Regions from separate parts of the Homo sapiens genome. Here region 2 is linked to region 1. Evidence: chromatin loops called from intact Hi-C (ENCODE). Cell type or tissue: uterus. All regions are shown on one strand. Links, peaks and the distances in the headings refer to the core of each region. The heading gives the core; the rest is flanking DNA. Region 1 overlaps IQCK (IQ motif containing K). Region 2 overlaps IQCK (IQ motif containing K).

Evidence for each region. Hi-C counts contacts between places; a loop is a spot of excess contacts. Peaks named below come from ENCODE experiments on the same cell type or tissue, not always from the same donor. Only the 100,000 strongest peaks of a DNase experiment are listed, where the experiment ranks them.
Region 2: a loop joins it to region 1, with 6 times the contacts of the local background. A loop is called at or near these places in 2 of 110 quality-filtered maps.

What each region holds. Positions count from the first base shown.
Region 1 is chr16:19,779,636-19,791,846 of GRCh38, reverse strand. It overlaps IQCK (IQ motif containing K), which reads right to left. Exons shown (of 9, transcript NM_153208.3): 7 at 2,925-3,009. Among named protein-coding and RNA genes, the nearest start is that of IQCK-AS1, 20 kb to the right of the region's middle. In uterus, for the core only: no CTCF peak of the experiment used is centred there; no DNase peak of the experiment used is centred there; H3K27ac peaks cover 779 bases.
Region 2 is chr16:19,839,557-19,851,767 of GRCh38, reverse strand. The region is part of intron 8 of IQCK (IQ motif containing K); the gene reads right to left. Among named protein-coding and RNA genes, the nearest start is that of GPRC5B, 39 kb to the left of the region's middle. In uterus, for the core only: no CTCF peak of the experiment used is centred there; a DNase peak (open chromatin) is centred at 6,297; H3K27ac peaks cover 672 bases.

The DNA.
Region 1 (12,211 bases), core at 2,538-10,537:
TGTTTAGATTTGAACAGCCTGAACTTTCATACAGTATACACTGATACCCCCCTAAACATCTTTTTAGCTATAAACACATTTATAGCTATTGTGTGATGATGGTGCTATAGCCACAGTTAAATTTCGAGCCACTTTGACATCTGTTTATATGGCAGCGTTTGTTGGTATGATAAGTAGAATTCAGCTGTCTTACAGACTGCTTTATGCTGTATTCATATCACTAAGAACGAATCCCAAAGCTCCTTGTGTGTGGAAGGATGAGGGTGGGTGGAATCTTACCATGGGAGAATCAGGGACAAACAGTTCCCCTTTTACTGTTACATACTGGTTACATACTGGGCTTCTGGGTATGATTTCGTTTGACAGCACACACCTGTTTCAAGGACGGGCTTGAAAATGACTATTTTATTGCACTTTGCTCTTACCTTTTCTTTATTGAGACAGAGTCTCACTCTGTCACCAAGGCTGGAATGCAGTGGCACAATCTCAGCTGACTGCAACCTCCACCTCCTGGGTTCAAGCGATTCTCGTGCCTCAGCCTCCTAAGTAGCTGGGATTACAGGCATATGCCACCATGCCCAGCTAGTTTTTGTATTTTTAGTAGAGATAGGGTTTTACCATGCTGGCCAGGCTGGTTTCAAACTCCTGACCTCAAGAGATCTGCCTGCCTTGGCCTCCCAAAGTGCTGGGATTACAGGTGTGAGCCACCACTCACAGTCTGCTCTTAACATTTCATAAAAATAGAAAAGTAAAATTGCTGATTCTAGTGTAACAAGTATAAGTCTCACAAATCAAAGATGGAATTCAAGTAGTATCTGAACGCCAGGAATATTTTGCTTTGGTTAGACATCCCTGGATGTAAGCTAACCTTCTGGTGTTCAATGAAGAAAAAAGACCACATTTATAAAATATGTATGAAATACTGAAAACCTACATTATAAAAAACTATGTCTAAATCACGGGGAATAATAGGGGTTTCTGTAACAGGGTGGTTTTTTTGTTGTTGTTGTTGTTTGTTTGTTTGTTTGTTTTAACTCTTTGGGCACAGACTTCTCCTTTAATGTGCAAATATGTTACTTAACTTTCACACTTCCCTTTAGCCCATGGTTTCTGGAATGTACCATGTACAAAAGGAATGGAATAACTGGACAATACTGACTCATACAGTAAGCTCTTGTGTTCAGGGACAGTTCCACTAATGGGCATGTAGCAAATATTTGTTATTAATTGTAGCTTGTTAGGATTAATCCAACTTCTTAACTGATAGCTTTTTGCTGGTGTGTTTTTCAGAGTCTCTTTTTCCTACATCAGCTGTGTATAGAGTATGAAGAGCTTTGGCCTCTATGGAAATCCACTGGGACCTTTCCCTCTGGCAGTGTTTGCCACTGCTGATGTTAAATGTAAGCTCATTCCATGATATCTGATGCTCAGATTCAGGGAAAGTCATCTTGCTACCTAGAATGGGAGCTTCATGGAAGCTTGTTAACATTGATACACTAATTGCCAAATAATTGGAGAGGTTGTATACTTTTTGGAATGAGATACACATGCTACTCTCATATGTATTTGGTGAGAACTTCTTCCACAAGACAATATTATCAGGAGTTTTTTTTTTTTTGAGACAGGGTCTTGCTTTGTCACCCAGTTGTCACCCACGTTGGAGTACAGTGGCACAATCATATCTCACTGCAGCCTTGACCTCTTTGGCTCAAGTGATCCTCCTGCTTCAGCCTCCCAATTAGCTGGGACTACAGATGCCCACCACTGCACCTGGCCCATTTTTGTATTTTTTTGTAGAGACAGGGTCTCACTATGTTGCCCAGGCTGGTCTCTAACTCCTGCCTCAAGAGATCCTCCTACCTTGTCCCTCCAAAGTGCTGGGATTACAGGCATGAGTCATCTTGCACAGCCAGGATCAGGAGCTTTAAAAAAAGCTTATCTTTTCATCTAGAAATTCCACTTCTAGGATTCTCCTATACAAATGAGCAGACGAATGCGCAAAAATGACTGCACAAAGGTGTCTACTGCAGCATTTATTACAACAATAAAAAATACTGTAAATAACCTCAAAGTCTCAAATAGAAAAATGGTTAAAAAAGACAAGTTATAAAGGCAGAGGCTATTTTCTATGTTAAGTATTTATACGTCACTATGTGAATTCAGATTTTTAAAGTTTGTAGTTTTATACCAAAATGTTAACAATAATTATCTTTTGGTGACGGAGTTATCAGTGACTCAAAAATTTTTATTTATTTTATTCGACTTACGTGAATTTTCCAGTTTTTTTTTCTAAAATGACAATGTAGTTTTTTCTTTGTATATATCAATACAGGCCAGTCAACCCAACTTTAAAAGGTTAAGACAGTACTTTTAATAACTACAAAATAAGTTTTGGTAAAAAGTCTTTGTGTTTTTTTTTTTTTTTTTTTTTTTTTGGAGACAGGGTATCTCTCTGTCTCCCAGGCTGGAGTGCAGTGGCACAATCCCCACTTACTGCAACCTCTGCGTCCTGGGCTCAAGCCATCCTCCCACCTCCGCCTCCCAACAGCAGCTAGACTACAGATGTGCGCCACATGGGCTAAGTTTTGTATTTTTTTTTCTTTTTCTTTTTTCTTTTTTTTTTTTGGCAGATACGAGGTTTCGTCATGTTGCCCAGGCTGGTCTTGAACTCCTGGGCTCAAGTGATCCTCCCACCTTGGCCCCTGCAAAGTTCTGGGATTACAGCCATGAGCTACTATGCCCAGCCAGTTTCAGTAAAAATTCTAAATCACTTTTTAAGACCCATTTTACAGAGAATCGTATTTCTGAGGTCTGGATGTTAGCTATAATATCCTGTTCCTAACTCATCTAAGGTTTACCCTGGACCCTCCACCTCACAAAAGTTCCCCATTAAATCAAATACCACAGTCGCATATGATTCTTACCACACAGGCTCTCCAGAAGGATTGAATGTAGAGGGCTGCTTCCTCTTCTGTCAGCAGGAGCGAGAGTGGGATTGGCGGCCGTGGGCTGAAAAGCAATAAAATGGTTATATGCCCATGAGAATCCAGTCCTTCAGCCTTGGCATTGCCTTTGACAACATAATGACCTCTCTGATTAAGTGCTTCATCCATCCCCTTTCTTAGCAGGCAACAGTGTCATTTTAGATAGAAAAGTGTATGCTTGAGTTAGCATTTATTATTTTAAACTCTGGGAAGGATTTTTTTAAAAAAAACAGCATAATCTTAAATCATTGTTAGCCTATTCTTCTTTTGAAGGACTCAGGCTGCTATTCTTGCATTTTAGTCCTGAAGGTGCAACATACATATTACTGACATGAGACTATTTGGATACAATGCAAGAGACAGAGGAGCAGCCGCCTTTATGTACTGCAGTATGACTGAGACATAATAAAGAGCTCTTTCTCCAACTTTCCATTGAAATTAAGGACTGCAGTTCCTCTCTTTCCTGAAAGGAATACTGGAATTTATCTCTGATTAGTATGCATTCCAGGTTAATGTGGTTTAAATTCAAGCACATTTTTAAGTTCTGCTGTTGTTACAGAAACATCAAGGGTTTGGTGTAGGTCTTGCTGCTCACCACACAGAATGCCAATTACTGAACTGATGAGTATTACCAGGGAAGAAGGCTCTAATCTTAATCGAGTGCTGCAGCCAGGAGGAGATGGGATCAGTCTCAAATCCACCTCCCAGACAGACAAAAACTAGGGGTTTATACAGCAGGGAAGAAATGTGACAATGTGTAAGAAAACAAGAACTAGGGAGGAGCAAGGAAGCAATCATGATGAATGAGGGCTCTGGCATCTCATTGTCTAGATGTGGTGATCTGATGAGTTTCAGTTCTTTGATCCTTTTTTTTTCTAAGAGGCCTGGGGGTCCTTCCCTGAGGAAGGAACTCAGATAAATTAAGTTTTAAGCTTTAAGACCAGAAAAGTCAATTTCTATGTTTATCTGAAAACAACAACAACAACAAAAACTATGGGACGATTGGGTTGGTTTCACTGCTTCTTCTTCTTTTTTTTTTTTTTAAAGATGAATCTGCTGTGGATTATTGTTTCTGCTTAGAAAAAAATACTTAAACAGTAATTCTTAATAAGAAATAAAATATCTCAAGTGCTGGATCAGTTGATAGTGTCTGCTCTTGTGGGATTTTTCATATCATGGGATTTTTTTAAAAATCAAAGATACCACATTAAAAAATCAAGACTAAAAGTTTAACAGAGGCACTAACCGATGACAAGGTCTTACAAATCTGTCTTAATTCAGGTTCTTTATGTTTCCCCCAAAGTAAAGCATAGCTACGTCTGAAAAGCAAAGGCCAAGACTGTTCAGATATAAAAGAAAGAAACCCTCAAAGGACGTGGATCACATGGAGGCTGCTCCCAGTATAGCATCCCCAGAAATGACTTTGCAAGTAAGGGACTCCCAAGTGCCCTGGCCTCAAAACTCTCCCAAATAACAGCTAGAGCTTACAGTAACTCACGGCACAGACAGGTTGACTAACCTGCCCAAGGTCACACAGCTTGTAGGTGCCTAGTGAGGATCTGGGCCCAGATCCATACAATCCCAAAGCCCAAGCATCCCTTATCATGGAGTGCTGACACACCAAGCCTCAACTGGGCAAACATGCAGATGCCCGGCCTGCCACAGACTGCAAAGCTAACTGGCAACAGTGCATGATTCTCCAGGATACAAGGGTTTCATTTCCTTCCAAAAACTCTGACTTAAAAAAAGAAAAAGAAAAGCTTGATATAGTCTATTTGTTTAAATGAATGAATGCTCTTTTGAATTCTTCCAGAACCAAAGAAATCAAAGCCACAAAGAACACAGAAGTTATCAGCAGTTGAGTGCAGTGCTTTTGCCAGGCTCTGATTTTCTGGCTGGACAGGTCCTTTCTAAGAGACCAAGTAAAGGGGATTCTTCCATTTCTTCCTTTTTCTTTCCTTTCTTCCCTTCCCTTCCCCTCCCCTCCCCTTTTCTTTCTTTCTTTCCTTCCTTCCTTCCCTCCATCCCCCCTCCCTCCCTCCCTCCCTTCTCTCTCTCTCTCTCTCTTTCTTTCTTTTCTAGGTGATTCTTCCATTTCTTCCTTTTTTTCCCCTTTCTTTCCGTTCTTTCCCTTCTTCCTCTCTTTCTCTCTTTCTTTCTTCCTTTCAATGAAGTTTCACTCTGTCCCCCAGGCTAGAGTACAGTGGCATAATCTCGGCTCACTGCAACCTCTGCCTCCCAGGTTCAAGCGATCCTCCTGTCTCAGCCTCCTGAGTAGTGGGACTACAGGAGCACGCCACAATGCCTGGCCAATTTTTGTATTTTTTGGTAGAGATGGGGTTTCACTGTGTTGGCCAGGTTGGTCTCAAACTCCTGACCTCTGGTGATCCACCCACCTCTGCCTCCCAAAGTGCTGGGATTACAGGCATGAGCCACCGTGCACAGCCTCTTTTACATTTTTTAAGTAAATTTTCTTAAAACTGTAGAGACAGGGTCTCGCTATGTGGTCTCCAACTCTTGGCCTCAAGCAATCCTCCCACCTCGGCCTCCCAAAGCACTGGAATTACAGGCATGAGCCACCCGCCCCGCCCGGGCTCCCTGTTTTCCACATTAAATGTCTCTCCTCATCCACTGTCCTGATTCTCTATATCTCAGTTGTGTGACACCAACAAATCACATCCCTGAAGTAATTTCCCTTCACTAGTTAAAATTCAACAGCTTCTAGAGAGACCTTGGTGTTTTTAAGGAGACCTTGGTGTGTTGGCAGTGAATTCATGGGAATGATGCTCTAATGCATTCTCACTGGCTGATATTTACTGAGAACTTTCTGGATCCCCTCCCAGCAGCCTTGCTCCTCATGCTCCGGCCCTGCGGGTGTCACTGGTAGAGGGTCGTGACTGCAAGTTGTCCAGGTTCTTGGCGTTTTGAACAAAGAATTGTACAAAACGCCCAGCAAAGCAAAGAAAGAATGAAGCAACAAAAGAACAAAAGCAGGGATTTATTGAAAACGAAAGGACAAAAGTACACTCTGCAGTGTGGGAGCGGACCCAAGCAGCGGCTCAAGAGCCAGGATACAGAATCTTCTTGGGTCCAAATACCCCCTAGAAGTTTCCCTTTGGCCACTTCATGCTCACCTCATGTAAATGAAGTAAGTGGTAGCCAGCAATCAGTCTGATTGGTTGTAGAAAGCAGCCAACCAGAGGCTGAAGTGAAGTTATAAAGTTATGCAAACAAAGACTTCTATGCAAACAAAGACTCGGCCCGCAATCAGTCTGATTGGTTGTGGACAGCCAATTTCCCATCAGCTGTGCAGGAAATTTTGGGATTTGAAAAGGGAGTAGCCTCTGGTCCTTTTGTTACTTAGGCGTGGAAAGTTAGGGTTTTCTTTTCAATTTAGTTCTAGGATGTCAGTGTGAGACAGCCTTTGGTTCCCTGCCTCCAGACCCTATTCTCCTGCCTCACTGGCACTTGGCAGCTCCTCAAATGTGTCTGCTTCTCCCACCTCAGGGCCTTTGCTAAGGTGCTTTCCTCTGCCTCCAGTATACCCCTAGCCAGGGGCACCCTGTACAGAGGTCCTGGTTGTTCTCTGCTCAAGGGCACCCAGCAGATCGGCCAAAGGGTGCTAAAACCCAGCACATGCTCTGCTCCTGGGTGTGTGACCACATCTGCCCTAAGGTGAGGATACCTTTTTCTAATTTGCTCAAATGCACCTTGGGGCTGGTGCAAGGCCTGACACCTCTTTTTCCTGGTTTGTCTTATTACTGCTTCTGATCTCCATTCAAATGTTATTGAGGCGGGGCGCCGTGGCTCATGGGCCTGTAATCCCAGCACTTTGGAAGGCCGGGGCGGGTGGATCACCTGAGGTCAGGGGTTCGAGACCAGCCTGGCCAACATGGTGAAACCCCATCTCTACTAAAAGTACAAAATTTAGCCAGCCGTGGTGGTGTGTGCCTGTAATCCCAGCTACTTGGGAGGGTGAGGCAGGACAATTGTTTGAACCTGTGAGGCAGAGGTTGCAGTGAGCCAAGATCGTGCCACTGCACTCCAGCCTGGGCAACAGAGCAAGACTCCATCTCAAAAAGAAAAAAATGTAATTGAAAAATGTCCTTTGATTACATCAGGGCCCCAGGAAGCTTCTGTGTAATTTTCCTTCCTGGTCCTTGGCCCAGTTTGGAGATAGAAGCCCTTGTAATTATCTAATTAATGCTCAAATCTTGTACTGGTCTGAAAGCTCCACAAGAGTAGACACTGGTCCTGTGTTTGCTCCTCTTGGTATCTCCAGCACTTAGGACAATGTCTGGCACATAGTAGGCACACTCAACAAATACTTGTGGAGTGAGTAGTTGCCTCTCTGCCCAGCTGTGTGTTAAGCATTTTCTACACGTGATTTTGTTAAATCCACACAACATGAAGAATGAGTTGTTACCCTTTCTTGAGAGTTGAAACAACTGAGGCATAGAGGGGTAAAGGGACTCTGTGTTCAAGGTCATTGAGCATTTCCAGCTGAGAATGCAAACTGCCCAGGAAACAGTGGCCCAGAGAGAAGATGGGGCCAGCTCACAAGGTCAGTAGCATCGAAGTCAGGGTCTAGCAGCTGCTGAGTGTTAAGGAGAAGAAAACACAATCATTTGCTTCGAAGAAAAAAAAAATGGGGGCAGGGAGGGTGCAGAATCATAGAAAACGCCCTCTTTGTTGAACTTTACAGTAATAACTTGGCAGATACTCATTTATCTGAACCTCCGCAGGGAATCCTATGTCAGGAAGGCTAAACAGAGTAGAGTTTGTCACTTGTGTTGGAGGGGAGATTTGATAGCGCCTTTCTGTTCAGCGGCAATTTTCCTGCTTTAAGTATGTTTTTCACAACCGATGTCATGAAATCCTCAAAGTAACAGTATTCCTGTTTCGGAACAGCAGCAGGAAAACAGAACTGCAAATCTCAGAACACAACGGGTGAGCCCAAACAGAGGGCTTTCACCAGTAATGAAACCCTGAACCGCTATGCATCACAACGACATCTCCAAAAAGCAAAATGAGATTTCTAATAGGCCTTTAAGCAGTAATAAGAGGCCACCTTTAGTGACATCCCTGCTTTCATAGCTAGATAATGGGGCGCTGTCTAGTTCCCAAACCAAGAATAAGTATGAGAAAGCCATGGTAAATCAGGCCAAATGAAAAGGACTTACTCTTCGAAGAGTAGTCCTGGGAATTATCAATCATTTCAGCAGGCCAGCTTGAAGGCAGAGAAGCCACGCCAGGCCCTTTTCCCTCTCTTGGAATCAGTGCAACTGGCTTAAGGTCAAATAAAAATAAAGAGGCGACTGCTCATCACCAGGGAACTAGGGAGGGGAGAGATGAACACGTCAATCACAGAAGGAGACAGCTGAGGCCTTAAAGTGCTTAAATCAGACATCCCCAAAGCAGACGTTTTTGCATGTTCAGACGGGCACGATAGCACTGCTGGGTATGTTTCCAAGGAGAATTGTTATACTAGTAATACTCATTTGTCATGTCCTCCTCCTTTTTTTCTCAAATGTGAATACATTTGAACCCTAAGAATCAATGCTGGCCAGGCGCGGTGGCTCCCGCCTGTAATCCCAGCACTTTGGTAGGCCGAGGTGGGTGGATCACCTGAGGTCAGGAGTTCGAGACCAGCCTGGCCAATATGGTGAAACTTCATCTCTACTAAAAACACAAAAATTAGCTGGGCGTAGTGGCGGACACCTGTAACCCCAGCTACTCAGGAGGCTGAGGCAGGAGAATCGCTTGAACCCAGGAGGCAGAGGTTGCAGTGAGCCAAGATCGCACCACTGTACTCCAGCCTGCACAACACAACAAGACTCCGTCTCACACACACACACACACACAAAAAAAGAAGAAGAATCAACGCTATAATTCTGAGAAGGAACAAAAATTTATTTTTCTGATTGTGTTGTGTATATATAAATGTATGTGCACATGTGTGCGCATACACATGCTTCTTTTCTCTTTTTTAGATGCAAAGTGAAAGATTTGCAGGACGTGAAGATACAGCATGCTAACAAAATACATAATAAGAAAATCTGAGACGTTAGTCTTGATCAATTTCTTCATCCAGTTCAAAGACAATTAGAGAGGTGTCATCAAAAAACACATTTAATCAGAATAAAGAAGGGAAGAAAGCTTGCTTGAGATTGAAAATGAAATTTTGGAATCAAAATTCTATCCACTTTTCTTTCTCTCTTTCTCTTTTCTTTTTTTGACAGGGTCTTGCTCTGTCACCCAGGCTGCAGTGTAGTGGCATGATCATAGCTCACTGCAGCCTCAAATTCCTGGGCTCAAGCCATCCTCCCACCTCAGCCTCCTAAACAGCAGAGATTACAGGTACACACCACCATTCCCAGCTAATTTTTTTTTTTTTGGTATTTTTGTAGAGACAGGGTCTCACTATGTTGCCCAGGTTGTGCCCAGGCTCTTCACTTTTCTTTTCTTTTTCTTTTTGAGATGGAGTCTCACTCTGTTGCCCAGGCTGGAGTGCAATGGTGCGATCTCGGCTCACTGCAACCTCCGCCTCCCAGGTTCAAGCAATTCTCCTGCCTCAGCCTCCTGAGTAGCTGGGATTACAGGCGCCTGCCACCATGCCCGGCCTTCCACTTTTCATTAACTAAGAGATTAAGTTGTTTTCTTGGAACATGAAAGCACAACCCGGATGTAAAGCCATTTACAAAGACGGCACATGCTGTAAATCAATCCTCATGAAGTTTTGCAATACACCAGTATTTGTAACGGCCACTTGTCACAGTCAGCAAAAGAGACTTTACCCAGCCCTCGCCTTCCATCCTAACCGGGTTCCCAAATGCTCTATACTGAGGCATCACATTCTTTTTTGTTGTTGTTTTAGGCGGAGTCTCACTCTGTCACCCAGGCTGGAGTGCAGTGGCACGATCTCGGCTCACTGCATCCTCTGCCTCCCGGGTTCAAGTAATTCTCCTTCCTCAGCCTCCCGAGTAGCTGGGATTACAGGCGCCTGCCACCACACCCAGCTAATTTTTGTATTTTTAGTAGAGATGGGGTTTCACCATGTTGGCCAGGCTGGTCTCAAACTCCTGACCTCAAGTGATCCACCTGCCTCAGCCTCCCAAGGTGCTGGGATTACAGGCGTGAGCCACCACGCCCTGCCGAGGCATCACATTATTGGCTTACAAACTTAAAATATTTCTAAAAAGTACAACAGAGGTTATCTGGAATGGTACTCCCAGACATATGGTGACTAGCCGTTAGGATGGAATCTCATAGGATTCTTTCAATTCCAGCCTTCTGTGAACATACGAACAGCTCCAAAACCTGCAGAGCTTTACTCTCTGTAGCCTAAAGCATATTTAGAAATCATGGTTACCAGGATATGATGTTGCTTTGGCCCCTTCACTAATCTCTACCCTGGGAGATCAACAAGCGGTTATTACTCCAGCATCAGGCTGAATCATTCTCCTAGTTACACACAGAGCTGAGTCCCATTTAACCAACTCCATCACTGAAGCTGCATACGTGTCCAGATAGCAGAACTCGCCAAGCAGCGAAGTGCAAGACCACATGCTCCCATGTGGGTTTCAGATATAACCATTTTTTAAAAAAACAAGGCTGTGATACTTGATATTTCTTGATAAAATATTCCCAGATTGTGGTATTATTTAACGTCTTTGTAACTGATTACACATTTTCTCTAGTGTGACTAAAGGAAAAATTTAAGGAGACCCACCTACTCCCCAGTCTCCCTCTCCTGGATTTAAAGGGTGGGCCCAGGCAAGGGGGATGTTCAGAAGAGCAGACCACCTACCTCCCCACCCTTTTCAAACCTCTCACAGGGGATCTTCATTTTTTTGTGTCACGGATCCCTTTCTACTTTGGCGGTTTGGATTCCTTCTCACAATAATGTTTTTAACAACATGAAAGTAAATACATAGGATTACAGCAAACCAATTATATTGAAATAAAAGTATCAAAATATTAAAACAAGAGCTGCTGATATAGTAATATATGCGCTTCTAAATTATGCAGTAAATAACAAGAGCTAATAGCAGGCCAATTAACTACTGTAATTTGAAAGGTGTGACAAGTGTAAATGGTATTTCTCGATCTCTGCAACAACTGTAATGTGACAGGAGAATATCTGTGATTGCTGTCAGGGACAAACTCACAGATACTATGGAAACTACTGAGGTTTGTTGTCCACATTCATACTTAAAGGAGACGCTGGATTTAAGTGAGAGATTAGTGAAAATAAAGAGGGAATTTCCTTCCCTTTCCAAGTTCCGGGACCCCTGAATCGTAGACAGTTAGTTGTGGCTGGAGCTGGGGAAAGATGGGTTTTATATCCAGCTGGAGACTGAAGACTAAGGATTTAAAAATAAACAGGATGGGCCAGGTGCAGTGGCTCATGCCTGTAATCCCAGCACTTAGAGAGGCCAAGGAGGGAGGATGGCTTGAGGTCAGAAGTTCAAGACCAGCCAGGGCAACACTGTCTCTATAAAAAACATAATAAATTTTTGGCTGGGCACAGTGGCTCATGCTTGTAATCCCAGCACTTTGGGAGGCGGAGGCCGGCAGATCACTTGAGGTCAGGAGTGCAAGACCAGCCTGGCCAACATAGTGAAACCCCATCTCTACTAAAAATACAAAAATTAGCCAGGCAAGGTGGCACATGCCTACAGTCCCAGCTACTTGGGACGCTGAGGCAGGAGAATCACTTGAACTTAGGAGGCGGAAGTTGCTGTGAGCTGAGAGCGCACCACTGCACTCCAGCTGGATGACAGAGCGAGACTCCATCTCAAATAAATAAATAAATAAATAAATAAATAAATAAATAAATAAGGCTGGGCACGGTGGCTCACGCCTGTAAGGTCCCAGCACTTTGGGAGGCCGAGACGGGTGGATCACGAGGTCAGGATATCGAGACCATCCTGGCTAACATGGTGAAACCCCGTCTCTACTAAAAATACAAAAAATTAGCCAGGCGTGGTGGCAGGTGCCTGTAGTCCCAGCTACTCGGGAGGCTGAGGCAGGAGAATGGCGTGAACCCAGGAGGCGGAACTTGCAGTGAGCCGAGATCGCACCACTGCACTCCAGCCTGGGCGACAGAGCGAGACTCCATCTCAAAAAAAATAAATAAATAAATAAAATAAATAAATAAGTAAAAATTAAAAAAATACTTGTGATTTAAAAAAATAACGAGGATAAATCCTAATGGTGAAATG
Region 2 (12,211 bases), core at 2,288-10,287, 60 kb before region 1:
AACACCAACAGACAGATGCCTCGGCACCCCTATGCTGTCCTTGTCCCTCTCAGCAGGCTGGTGCCCAGCCAGTTCCGGAAGGGCTGGGAGAGTGGAAAATCCCAGAGAGAGATACGCCAGCCCTTCAGCTTCAATTAAAGGCAATGTGACAAGAAGGGCCTTGCATACTAATAAGACTCAGTACATCTTCTCCTCGTGGTCGCCCTTATCCTCTCCTGTTCCTGTGAGTGACAGGACTGAGAATTCAATTCACAGCCCAGAGAAAAACCTCCCAGCCAGCAGCACAGGACAGATAAAGAAAATGCCTAAAGCTCAAGACAGGAAATTTGGGGACCACAGGGTCATCCGGCCACTCATACAATGTTGTCCAGACAGGGCCTCAGCATGAAAGGATGACCTGGGGTGAAAATATAGATTCCTGGGCCCCACCCCAGACCTTTAGAAACAGAATCTCCAGGAGTGAGGCCTGGGAATCAGTATCCCCTCCCCCTCAGTGCTGTGGGTGGGTGTTTTGATCTGGCAAGTTTGGGAAAGAGAGCAGATTTGGGCAAGTTTGGGAAACAGTGCCTGTTTCCTGAGGGCCTCAGTCAACTGTGAGCCAGGGTTGAGAATGGCACCTGCCTCCTAAGGGCGCTGAGAGAAGCAAAAGAGGCAAGCTGTGCAAAATGCAAAGTGCTCAGCACTGGTTCTGACCCAGAGTTAGGCACTTGATAAATATCAGCTATTATTATTCGCGTTTTTATTGAGACCAGGTCTCGCTCTGTTACCCAGGCTGGAAAGCAGTGGTGCAAATCAGGGCTCACTGCAGTCTCAACCTCCTGGGCTCAAATGGTCCTTCCACTTCAGCCTCCTAAGTATTAATAGCTGGGACCACACACACGCACCACCATGCCTGGCTAATATATTTTTATTTTGGGTTGAGATAGGGTCTTGCTATGTTGCCCAGCCTAGTCTCTAACTCCTGGGCTCAAGCAGTCCTCCTGCCTCAGCCTCCCAAGATGATAGGGTCACAGGTGTGAGCCACAGCACCCAGCCAGCTATTATTTTGCTTAGGGCATATTCTTTGCCCTCAAAGAGGTCACAGTATAGAAGGTGAGGCAGAAAAAATCAACAGGAAATTGTACGAACCACGAGATGCTCACATACTGCGGGGAGAACTTGCTTCAATAGATGACCATCTGCCACGCAGCTATGGACCACAACCGTGCTGGGGCCTGGGGTTACAAGGAGGAGACTGGCTCACGCTCCCAAATCAGCAATATCTATGAGAAACCTTAAAATGTTCATCTTTTACTCAATTAGCTCCCGATTTCTAGGATTCCAGGTAAATAATAAAAGCAAACACTTCTATGGTACTTATGAAGCCCTTGACACATACGAAGTCATAGTGAGCTAAGTGCTATTATTTTCCCCAGTTTTACAGGTAGGGAGACTGAAGCAGAGACAGGTCATGCAACTTGCTCAAGGTTACGCTGTGAGCTGTCTGGCTGCTGCTGCTCTTAAAACTCTACAGGGTCAAGATCTCACAACTGCCTCCCACCAGGACAGCAAAAATGTCTGTGATTAAAGAAGCAACAATGATGTTACGCAGACAAAGGTGTTCACTTCCGCATCCTCTACCACATAAACAGTTTGAGAACAACCTAAATGCCCAAAAGTCAGGGAATGATTAAGTATCTGACAACCTATAACCTTGATGTGATGTAATATAATGAAGCCATAAAAACATGATGTTTTGGCAAAGTGTAAAAACAGGGAGAAATGTCAGTGGGAAAATACGGTGCAGCACATTTCCTATAAATTTCCATTATGCAAATTTGAAATTGTTCAATACCAAGTTAATCATGTCTCCAAGGAGTACAAGGATGGCACGAGGGCATGGAGGCTTCTGTCTGTTAGAGCTGGAAGCCTAACAGATATAAACTGGGCTCCTTCATTTAATCATCCCTGCCTTCCTTTCTTTTCTTTCATTCCTTCTTTTTCTTTTCTTTTTCTTTTTTTTTTTCAGAGACAGGGTGTCATTCTGTTGCCCAGGCTGAAGTACATGGTGCAATCACAGCTCACTGCAGTCTTGACTTCCTGGGCTCAAGTGATCCTCCTGCCTCAGCCTCCCAAGTGGCTGGGGCTACAGGTGTGCACCACCATGCCCGAATATTTTTTTTACTTTTTGTAGAGATGGGATCTCACTATGTTGTCCAGGCTGGTCTCGAACTGCTGGGCTTAAGTGATCCTACTGTCTTGGCCTCCCAAAGCGCTGAGATTACAGGTATGAGCCACCGCACCCAGCCCCTGCCTTTCTAAAGAAAAAAAAAAGTTTACTTTTTAAAATTTTTATTTTTTTAGAACAAGTGACTCCTATTCCACATTCATTCTTGGGTGAGATTTTCATAATACATCACTTAAGTGTAACTGCCCTGTAGAAAATTACATTCATTACGTCCAAAATTACATCTATTGCTCAACTAAGTTATAACCCAGCATCTCAAATACATAAAAAAAAAAAAAACCTGAACATAGATGTAATGATTGAAAGGAAACTGCTGAATTTTTGTTTTCCTGAATGTTCTACAGTATACCTGTATTGCTATACAACTGGGGGAAACTTTCTAAAAGAATCACCAGAAAATATACCAGACAAAAGAAAAAGACCCTCAGGGTAATCAACACCTAAACAGTATTGCTGCAATTAGAGCCCAAAGATGGGAGAAAGGCAGGAAGGATGAGAAATGGTGTCAAGTGGCCAATCAGAAGCTGCAGGGGAAACTCCCCGATCATCAGATCCAGGGTGGGGTGACAGTGACAAGAGATCCACCCACAAGTGGAGTGGCCTTAGTAGGGGTGACCATTCACAGAAATAATTATGAAATGTTTGCTAGGAAAAGTTTCTGATTAGCAAATTTCTAGGAAAATAACGTTTCCTCCTCAATGTGCTTGCTAATAAAAGGGTACACTTTGGCATCAAGCAGACGCAGTATTCAAATCCTGGCTCTGCCACTTAAAAGCTGGATGATACCCCACCTCTGCCCCCAGCCTCAATTTCCTCATTTGAGCTATAGGTATAATAATCTCCACTTCACAGAGTCCTTATGAAGATTAAAGATGATCCATTCAAAGTGCCTGGTACACTGTACCAGTGGTACTGGTGGCACCAGTATGTGGCACATGAAGAAGGTACTCAAGAAATGTGGTTTCCTTTCCCCCCAGGTGGACTGCAGGAATATAAGCTGAATTGCTGCTAAGTAGTTCATTTAGCATCTTTTAAAATTCATAAGATGTCACTCATCTGAACGTTACTTATCTTTGCAAACTCAGGTATCAAACACAGCCAAGAACTTGAAAGTAAACAGAAGAAGCCAATGTGGATGTTCCGGAATGTATTCCCCAAACTCAGAGCATGGGTGCTCATTCTTTAAACATCATTCTGGCAAGTTGACCTATCAGATATCCCAATGGCAGAAAGGAATTTAGGAATGAAATACGGTCCCAATGGCTGATAAGCACATAAAAAGGTGTGCAACGTCATTAGTCATTAAGGAAATTAAAGCCACGATGAGACAGCCACCACACACCCACCAGAATGGTTAAAATGAAAAAGAAGACTCATCACACTCATTGTTGGTAAAGATGCAGACTGCTCGTGCATCACTGATGGGGATGTAAAATGGTACAGCCACTTTGGAAAACGAGTTGGAAATATCTTAGAATTAAACATATAACCCAGCAACTCCAAATCCACAGCTGAAGTGAGTATTTACATCGGTCAAAAAACAGATCCAGGAGTGTTCAAAGCAGCAGCATTGGGCCAGGTGTGGTGGCGCATGCCTATAATCCCAGCACTTTGGGAGGCCAAGGCTGGAGGATGGCTCAAGCCCAGGAGTTCAAGGCTGCAGTGAGCTATGATTGCACCACTGCACTCCAGCTTGGAAAACAGAGTGAGAGACCCTATCTCTAAAAATAATAATAAAATCAACAAAGTAGCAGCATTTTTCATAATAGCCAAAGGTGGATATAACCCAATAATCCATTAAAAAGTGACTGGATTCACAGCTTGTGACGATAATCATACAAAGGAATGCTACAACAGCAACACGACAATACAAGATCAACTGAGTGCTACCCCTCAACAAGTTAGCTGCATCTCCCAGACATAATGTTCAGCAGAAGACACAGACGCCAGACACAAAGGAGTTCATTCTGTGTTTTCCAGTTAGGCAGAGAAGAAGCAAAACTACTCTATGGTGAAAGGAGTCAGAACAGAGTTTACCTCAAGGGAAGGGGACACCGCGTGGGGCATGAGGGAGCTGGCTGGGGGCCGCCCATGTTCACTATCTGGATCCAGGCGGTGGTTGGGTTGGATTCATGCACAGAATTTCACGGAGCACTGCACTGTGACCGGTGTACCCCACTGTATGTGAGTGCCACCTCAATCACAAAAAATAAAATAGGAACAATGGGGAGGAAGAGAACAGACACAAAAATGTGCCCACCTTTTTAGTCAGATCCTCAAAGAGTCTTACACACCCAAGAGGGTCCCTATGGACAATATCATAGAATTAATCAGGAAATTTGCACTAGCCAGATGCTGGACACTAGGCTCAGGGCTTTACCTACCTTAATTATCTCATACAATTCTCCCAACCACCCTGGGAGGTAGATGCTATCCTCATTTTCATTTTACTGACTGAGAAATTGAGGCTCAGAGATACTAAGCAACGTGCCCAAGGTCACAGAGTTAAGTAAATGGCCACACCAAGATTCTGATCTTGGTATCTTTTGACTCCAAAACCCATGGTCTTAACCATCATCTGACACCACCTTGGAGTAAGAATTGGTCCCTAAAGTTAGAAAGGCAGGGGAGTGTATTATATATATTACCGAGATTTTATTTTTCCATGAAGAGCAATACATTATAGAAAATTCGAAGAATACAGGAAAAAAAGAAAAAAAAAATCTATGCCCCTCTGCCCCCAACTAGAAGAACAAATTGTGGAAGATTCCTTTCTACAAAGAAATACATGTTGACATTCAGGGCGTAAATGTCAGTAGCCTGGTAAATTTACCTCCATTTCTTGACAGTACCAGATGCTGTGTTGCATTATTTTTGGGAAAATTAAGCCAACTTGGAAGCCACAAGGCATTCCGGGAGAACGTGACAGCCTTGAATGAGCAGTAATTGCAGCTTTCTGTTGTTGACTTCCAAACAGTTACTAAAGTTAATCCAGAGCAAAGTCTCCTTGAAGGCAGTATTTTAAATGGAAACATTTGGCGTGGGAGTGGCAACATTGGTTATATTGAGACAGAACCATGGGATTATCAAGGTTTGACCCCGTAAAGGGTCTTGATTCCTGGAAAAAGAGAGATTCAATAAAAGGCTTGTTTTTAATAGGTGAAAACTGAGGTATTGACAGGGGAAGGAAGCCACCAAATCAAACCTAGCAATGGAGCCATCCAAGCACAGCTTAGCTGCTTAGAGCACACCACTTGGGAGAAGGCAGCTCCGGCTTTGAATCCTACCACCATTTACCAACTGGGTGGCCTGAACAAGTCTCTCAACATCTTGGAAGCCTCAGCTCTCTCATCCATAAAAGGAGGATAGGAAGACTTTCCTTTTGGTAGAATTCAAGGATGAAACGAAATGGTACATATTGTATGGCACATAATAAATATTCAATAAAATTATTATTATTTTTTGAGATGGGGTCTCGCTCTATTGCCCAGGCTGGAGTGCAGTGATGTGATCTCAGCTCACTGCAGCCTCTGCCTCCTGGGCTCAGGTGATCCCCCCCACCTCAGCCTCCCAAGTAACTGGGACCACAGGTATGCACCACCACGCCTGGCTAATTTTTTGTGTCCTTGGTAGAGATGGGGTTTCACCATGTTGCTTAGGCTGGTCTCGAACTCCTGAGCTCAAGTGATCCGCCCGCCTCAGCCTCCCAAACTGCTGGGATTACAGGCATGAGCCACCATGCCCGGCTATAAAATTATTTGTTATCACACAAGTAATGCAGTTACTGCAGAAAAACTGGAAAATATAATATTTTAAAACAAATATTTAAGCAGGTTTTCTTTAAATCATTGAGTAAGCCTTAGTTTATGTGTTATTCATATGTATTTATAGATCTATTCGTATTTTCTTTCTATATCTCAATTTACAAGGGTAACTCCATTTTGCAATTAGCTGAAATACATTAAGATTGGAGTTTTAGTGCTGCAGTTTAAACAGCCACCATCTGGTTGTCCTTCGAAATTCTGTGTCTTCAAAAGCCGAGTGAGTCATGGGTGTGAATGAACACAGACAAACCCCATCAGCCGTGTCTTATGACTTTTTTATTTATCACTGCATTCTCAGCTGCCGCTGCCCAAACTGAACCTTTAGAAATATCCCAGGCATTCTGAATGAGTTTAGGGTATAAACTGTTAGCCAGTTCAGACTGGCAGAAGCTCTGTATATTATATGCTGCCTTTAAGAACAACAGAGACAAACCCTCCAGTTTATTTTTAAACAGCTCCTCTACAAGGGTAACAAATTAATAAACAATTGAGAAATTATTTCAATCTGTACTTAGGGATTGCGAGACAAGATTCACTCATCTTGATGGCTGACTCAGAACCCAGGGCAGATAGGGCTAACATCAAGAAACTCCAAGGAGTAAGAAACTAAACTGGCAGGGCGTGGTGGCTCACACTTGTAATCCCAGCACTTTGGGAGGCCGAGGCGGGCTGATCTCTTGAGCCCAGGAGTTCGAGACCAGCCTGGGCAATGTGGCGAAACCTCTACAAAAACTACAAAAATTAGTCAGGCATGGTGACGTGTGCCTGTAGTCCCAGCTACTAGGGAGGCTGAGGTGGGAGGATCACTTTAGCCCAGCAGGCAGCGGTTGCAGTGAGCCAAGATTGTGCCACTGTGCTACAATCTGGGGGACACAGCAAGACCCTGTCTCAAAAACAAAACAAAACAAAACAAAAAACTTCCCATCCCCTTTCTTCATGTTTGGTAAGGTGTTTGTTGTTGTTGTTGTTATTGTTTTTACCAAACATGAAGAAAGAGGATGGGAATTAACATCCTTTGAGTTTCAACCGGCGTTCTTTCTAACAGGAAGCCCCCGGTCCACTGAAAAGAAAACACGAACGTTTTCAACCACTTACTACGATGAGAAATACATTTATCTACAAACAAAGCTACATTTTTAGAAAAGATCACTGATCTCATCTATGTCATTTTTGCCCCTTAAATGTCTCCTAAATCTGTCCACTTTTGTCTGTTCTTACTGCCACCGGGTCATCCGACCCATCTCCAATGTGCCCCATACTCTTCTTTCCTATAAAGCCCTCCTGATGCTGTGTGGCCCAGCTGAAATTGGGTTCAACTCTGAAGTCTTCAACAAGGCCGGCCAGACACAGTGGCTCACATCTGTAATCCCAGCACTTTGGGAGGCCAAGGCGGGCGGATCACCTGAGGTCAGGAGTTCAACACCGCCGGGCCAACATAGTGAAACCCTGTCACTACTAAAAATACAAAAATTAGCCGGGCGTGGTGGCAGGTGCCTGTAATCCTAGCTACTTGGGAGGCTGAAGTGGGAGAATCCCTTGAGCCTGGGAGGTGGAGCTTGCAGTGAGCCGAGGTCGTGCCACTGCACTCCAGCCTGGGTGACAGAGCCAGACCCTGTCTCAAAAAAAAAAAAAAAAGCAAGCATATGAGTACACAAAACCTTGTACATGAATATTCATAGCAGCATTATTCATAATAGCCAAAAAGTGGAAACAATTCAAATGCCCATCAATTGATTAATGGATAAGTGAGATGTGATACCTTCATACAATGGAATATTACTCAGCCATGCTACAGACTGAGTTATGTCCCTCAGAATTCATATGATGAAGCCTTAACTCCCACCATCTAACTGTATTGGAGATAGGACCTTTAAGGAGGTGATTAAGGTTAAGGGTATATACCTGATCTGGTAGAACTGGTACCCTTACAAGAAGAAGAAGTAGAGACACCAGAGAGCTCCCTCTCCCATGTGATGACCCAGCAAGAAGGTGGCTGTCTGCAAGCCGGGAAGAGAGCCCTCACTAGAACCTGACCATGCTGGTTCCTTGATCTCAGACTTACAGTCTCCAGAACTATGAGAGAAGAAATGTCTGTTGTTTAAACTGTCAAGTCTGTGGTATTTTATTATGGCAGCCTGAGCTGACTAATACAAGCTGTAAAAAGGAGTAAAGTACTGACACATGCTACAGCATGGATAAACTTTGCAAACATTGTGCTGAGTGAAAGAAGTCAGTCACAAAGGATTACATATTGAATGATTCCATTTATATGAACTGTCCAGACCAGGCAAATCCATAAAGAGACAGAGTAGATTAGTGGTTGTCTGGGGCTGGGAGGATTGGAAGTCTTGGGAGATAATGGCTAAAGGGTGTAGGGTTTCTTCTGGGGGTGATGAAAATGTGCTAAAATTCATTTAGTGATGGTTGCAAATTCTGTGACATCTGTAGTATCTGTGATATACTAAAAGCCATTGAGTTGTACACTTTGAATTGCATGATATATGAATTATATCTCAATAAAACTTTTAAAAAAAGAAAGATGACATTTCAATAATGGTCATCTCTAGGCGGTGAGACAGAATCACCCACTTTTTTGTTTAGTTTTCTACAAAGAGCAAGTATTACTTCTACAATCAGTTAAGAAGAAAGTTATTTTTAACAATTCTGTTAAAACAAATGCCAGCCCTATTCTCCTTGTCAACAAAGCTGATAAAACTTACACCTTTGCAAGAGTCAGATATGCTCTAATGACAACTCCCCCGGGCCAGGCTTCCCAGTGTTTAATGTTCTTCCCCATACATTATCTCATCTGAGATTCACAAGCTGTCTGTGTTATAAGCAAGGAAAACAACTGTTTTCCTCCTGAATGTATTTACATCCTGCTTCCTTCCTTAAAAGATTTGAGATAATTTATAATAAAAGATGGTAAATCAAAACAGAAAAAGAAAACCAAGCGTGAAGAGAAATGGAGAATTTAGATATGCTAACTATAGCGTTTAAGACGTTGCTATAAATGAGTTTCACATTGAACTCTGAGCATCCTGGCCAACAAGGCACAAAGGGAAAGTCAGGGAAGAAGCAAACCATTTTCAAGGGAAGCAACATTTTTCCTGGCACCATTTGCTGGATGACATTTCACATACGGATTTATTTTTGAAAAGGATTTAATGGATTTTGACCCAAAGAAAAAATTTTACAGAAGATGTTAAAGTACATTAATATGGTTATTTCCCAAGGTACCTTGGTTTGTAAGCCAAAGACACACCACCTTGGCAAATTCAGGGAAAATCTAAAACCATGGGAACCAAATTTATAATCTAACTTAGTGGTTTTCATATATTTAAACTGCCACCTTCAACTTAAAAAATATGTTTTACATTGCTTTTACAATGCACAAACACATCTCAAACAAATATTTCTCCAAAAAGTATTTCCCTTACAATAAGCAAAGCATGTTGATATGTTCTCTATATTGTACTTCATTTTTCAAAATGTTTTTGGCAACCCATTAATTGATTTCACCACTCAGTGGGAAAAGACACTGCTCTAAAATGATTCAAAAATGATATGGGGCCGGGTGTGGTGGTTCACACCTGTAATCCCAGCATTTTGGGATACTGAGGTGGGCAGATCACCTGAGGTCAGGAGTTCGAGACCAGCCTGGCCAACATGGTGAAACCCTGTCTCTACTAAAAATACAAAAATGTGCTAGGCGTGGTGGTGGGCACCTGTAATCCCAGCTACTCAGGAGGCTGAGGCAGGAGAATTGCCTGAACCCAGGAGGTGGAGGTTGCAGTGAGCTGAGATCGCACCACTGAACTCCAGCTTGGGTGACAAGAACAAAACTGCGTCTCAAAAAAAAAAAAAAAGATGGCTTACAATGGTAGACACTGATCATTATTGATCACCTAATGTTTATGAGGCATTGGACTAAGCATATTCATTACAAGCATTATCTCATTTTGGAATCCAGCGAGAGGGATGCTTTTATTTCCATTGTACAGGTGAAAAAACCGAAAGCTAGAAGAGTTAAGTAACTTGTTCAAGGTCACATAGCCAGTAAGAATTTGTAGGTGAAATTAGCTCAAGTTGTTGTTGTTTTAACACAAATAAACTTGTCTCTCAGTTGGGTTTTCAGGGAGAGTGTTAATTTCATTCTGCATCTAAAAGATGAGTGATCAGGAAGGTTAAGTGCCTTGCTCAAGGACACACAGCTAGGAAGTTGCCAGCCAGGGTTCCAATGCAGGTCTTGGGACTCTAAGCCTAGGACTCTTTCTACTATTATTAGCTGCTCATCCTGAACAGCTTCAAATGTCACTTTGAAACCTCTTAAGTGACAAGTCTCTGGATGCCACGAGAAGAAAATGAGGGCAATTCCAATGCACGTGGCAACAGTAGGGCTCATGCAAAAGATTCCTTAGTCTCCCCCATCTCCCTCCTACTCAGATCTGGCAAAGTAAGGCATTTTTGAAAAGGTTTCGTAGCCACCAAAGTATTACCAGTGACAGTGAGGTGGGTACCTTTTTTAGATCTCTTGCTACTATTCTGTGTTTTTCATAATGAGAATGTATTGCTTTGATATGGGGACAGGTTTTAAATTATTTTTAAAAAGATAATTTAAAAGAGATAATGAGAGTTGAATATGAAAACTGGCAAGACGCTTTAGCTGTTCACATCCTAAATTTAGATCCTAAGGGTGAACACCATGTGTCAACAGCCTTGGACTGGTGCTCACAGAGAGAAGCAGGGACAATTTGGTGGGCGGGATCGTTACTCTTTAAGGCAGGCTCACAGGCATAAAGAAGCATGTGCTTCATGCCCTTGGCAATGCAACCAGAAGTCCTAATGGACTTTGCAGGAAACTGAACACCAACAGATTTCTCTTGAGTGTTTGAACTCCATAAATAACATCTGTGCATTGCAGCCTAATGAGGAGAGAGAGAGGGAGGACTCTGGAGTCAAGCTGCTTGGTTCTGCTATGTTTTTGCTGTGTGGCCCCAGATATACTGTTTGACCTCTCTCTGCCTCAGTTTCTTCATCTATAAAATGGAGACCATAGCAGTAACTACTTCAAAGGTGTAAAGAATAATTGAGTTGCTACTAGTAAAGTGCTTGGGAAAATGCTTGCCTCATAGTAAGTGCACAATGAATGTAAACAAACACTCCTTTTTATTATTTTTAGAAATTATGGATAATCGAAAAAGAAAAATAATCACTTGCATTTCTGTTTTAGAAAAAAAGGCAAAAATCAATCAACTCATCAATCGCCTGCATTACAACCACCCAGAGATAATCACTATTAGCATCTGGGGATTATATTTTAATGGACTTTTTGTCTTTCTTTCTTTATTATTATTTTTTGAAACGGAGTCTCGCTCTGTCGCCCAGGCTGGAGTGCAATGGTGCGATCTTGGCTCACTGCAACCTCCACCTCCCGGGTTTAAGCGATTCTCCTGCTTCAGCCTTCTAAGTAGCTGAGATTACAGGTGCCTGCCACCACACCTAGCTAATTTTTGTATTTTTAGTAGAGACAGGGTTTCACCATGTTGCCCAGGCTGGTCTTGAACTCCTGATCTCAGGTGATCCACCAGCCTTGGCCTCCCAAAGTCCTGAGATTACAGGCGGTCTTTATCCATTTATATATTATATGTAAGCATATATCTTCCCTTAATTTTTTTTTTTTTTGGAAACAGTTCTGTTTGCTTTATTTTTCTTTTTTTGGAGACAGGGTCTTGCTCTGTCTCCCAGGCTGGAGTGCAGTGGCACAACCATAGCTCACGGCAGCCTCAACCTCCTGAGCTTTAAGAGGTCCTCCTGCTTCAGCCTCCTGAGCAGCTGGGTCTACAGGCATGCACCACGCTACCCAGTTATTTATTTTTTATTTTTTTAGTGGATACAGGGTCTCTTAACACTGCCCAGGCTAGTCTCGAACTTTTCAAGTGATCCTCCCAACTTGGCCTCCCAAAGTGCTGGGATTACAGGTGTGAGCCACTGTGTCCAGCCTCAGTTCTGTTTACTTGCCCATAGAGCGTTTGGCAAGCTGGCTGATCTGGGAAGGAGGTTATGTAACACAGATCCATTCATTCAACCAACAAGTATTCCTTGACTGTCTACCATGTGCTGGGCACTGTTCTAGATGCTGAGGACAGAGCAATGAACA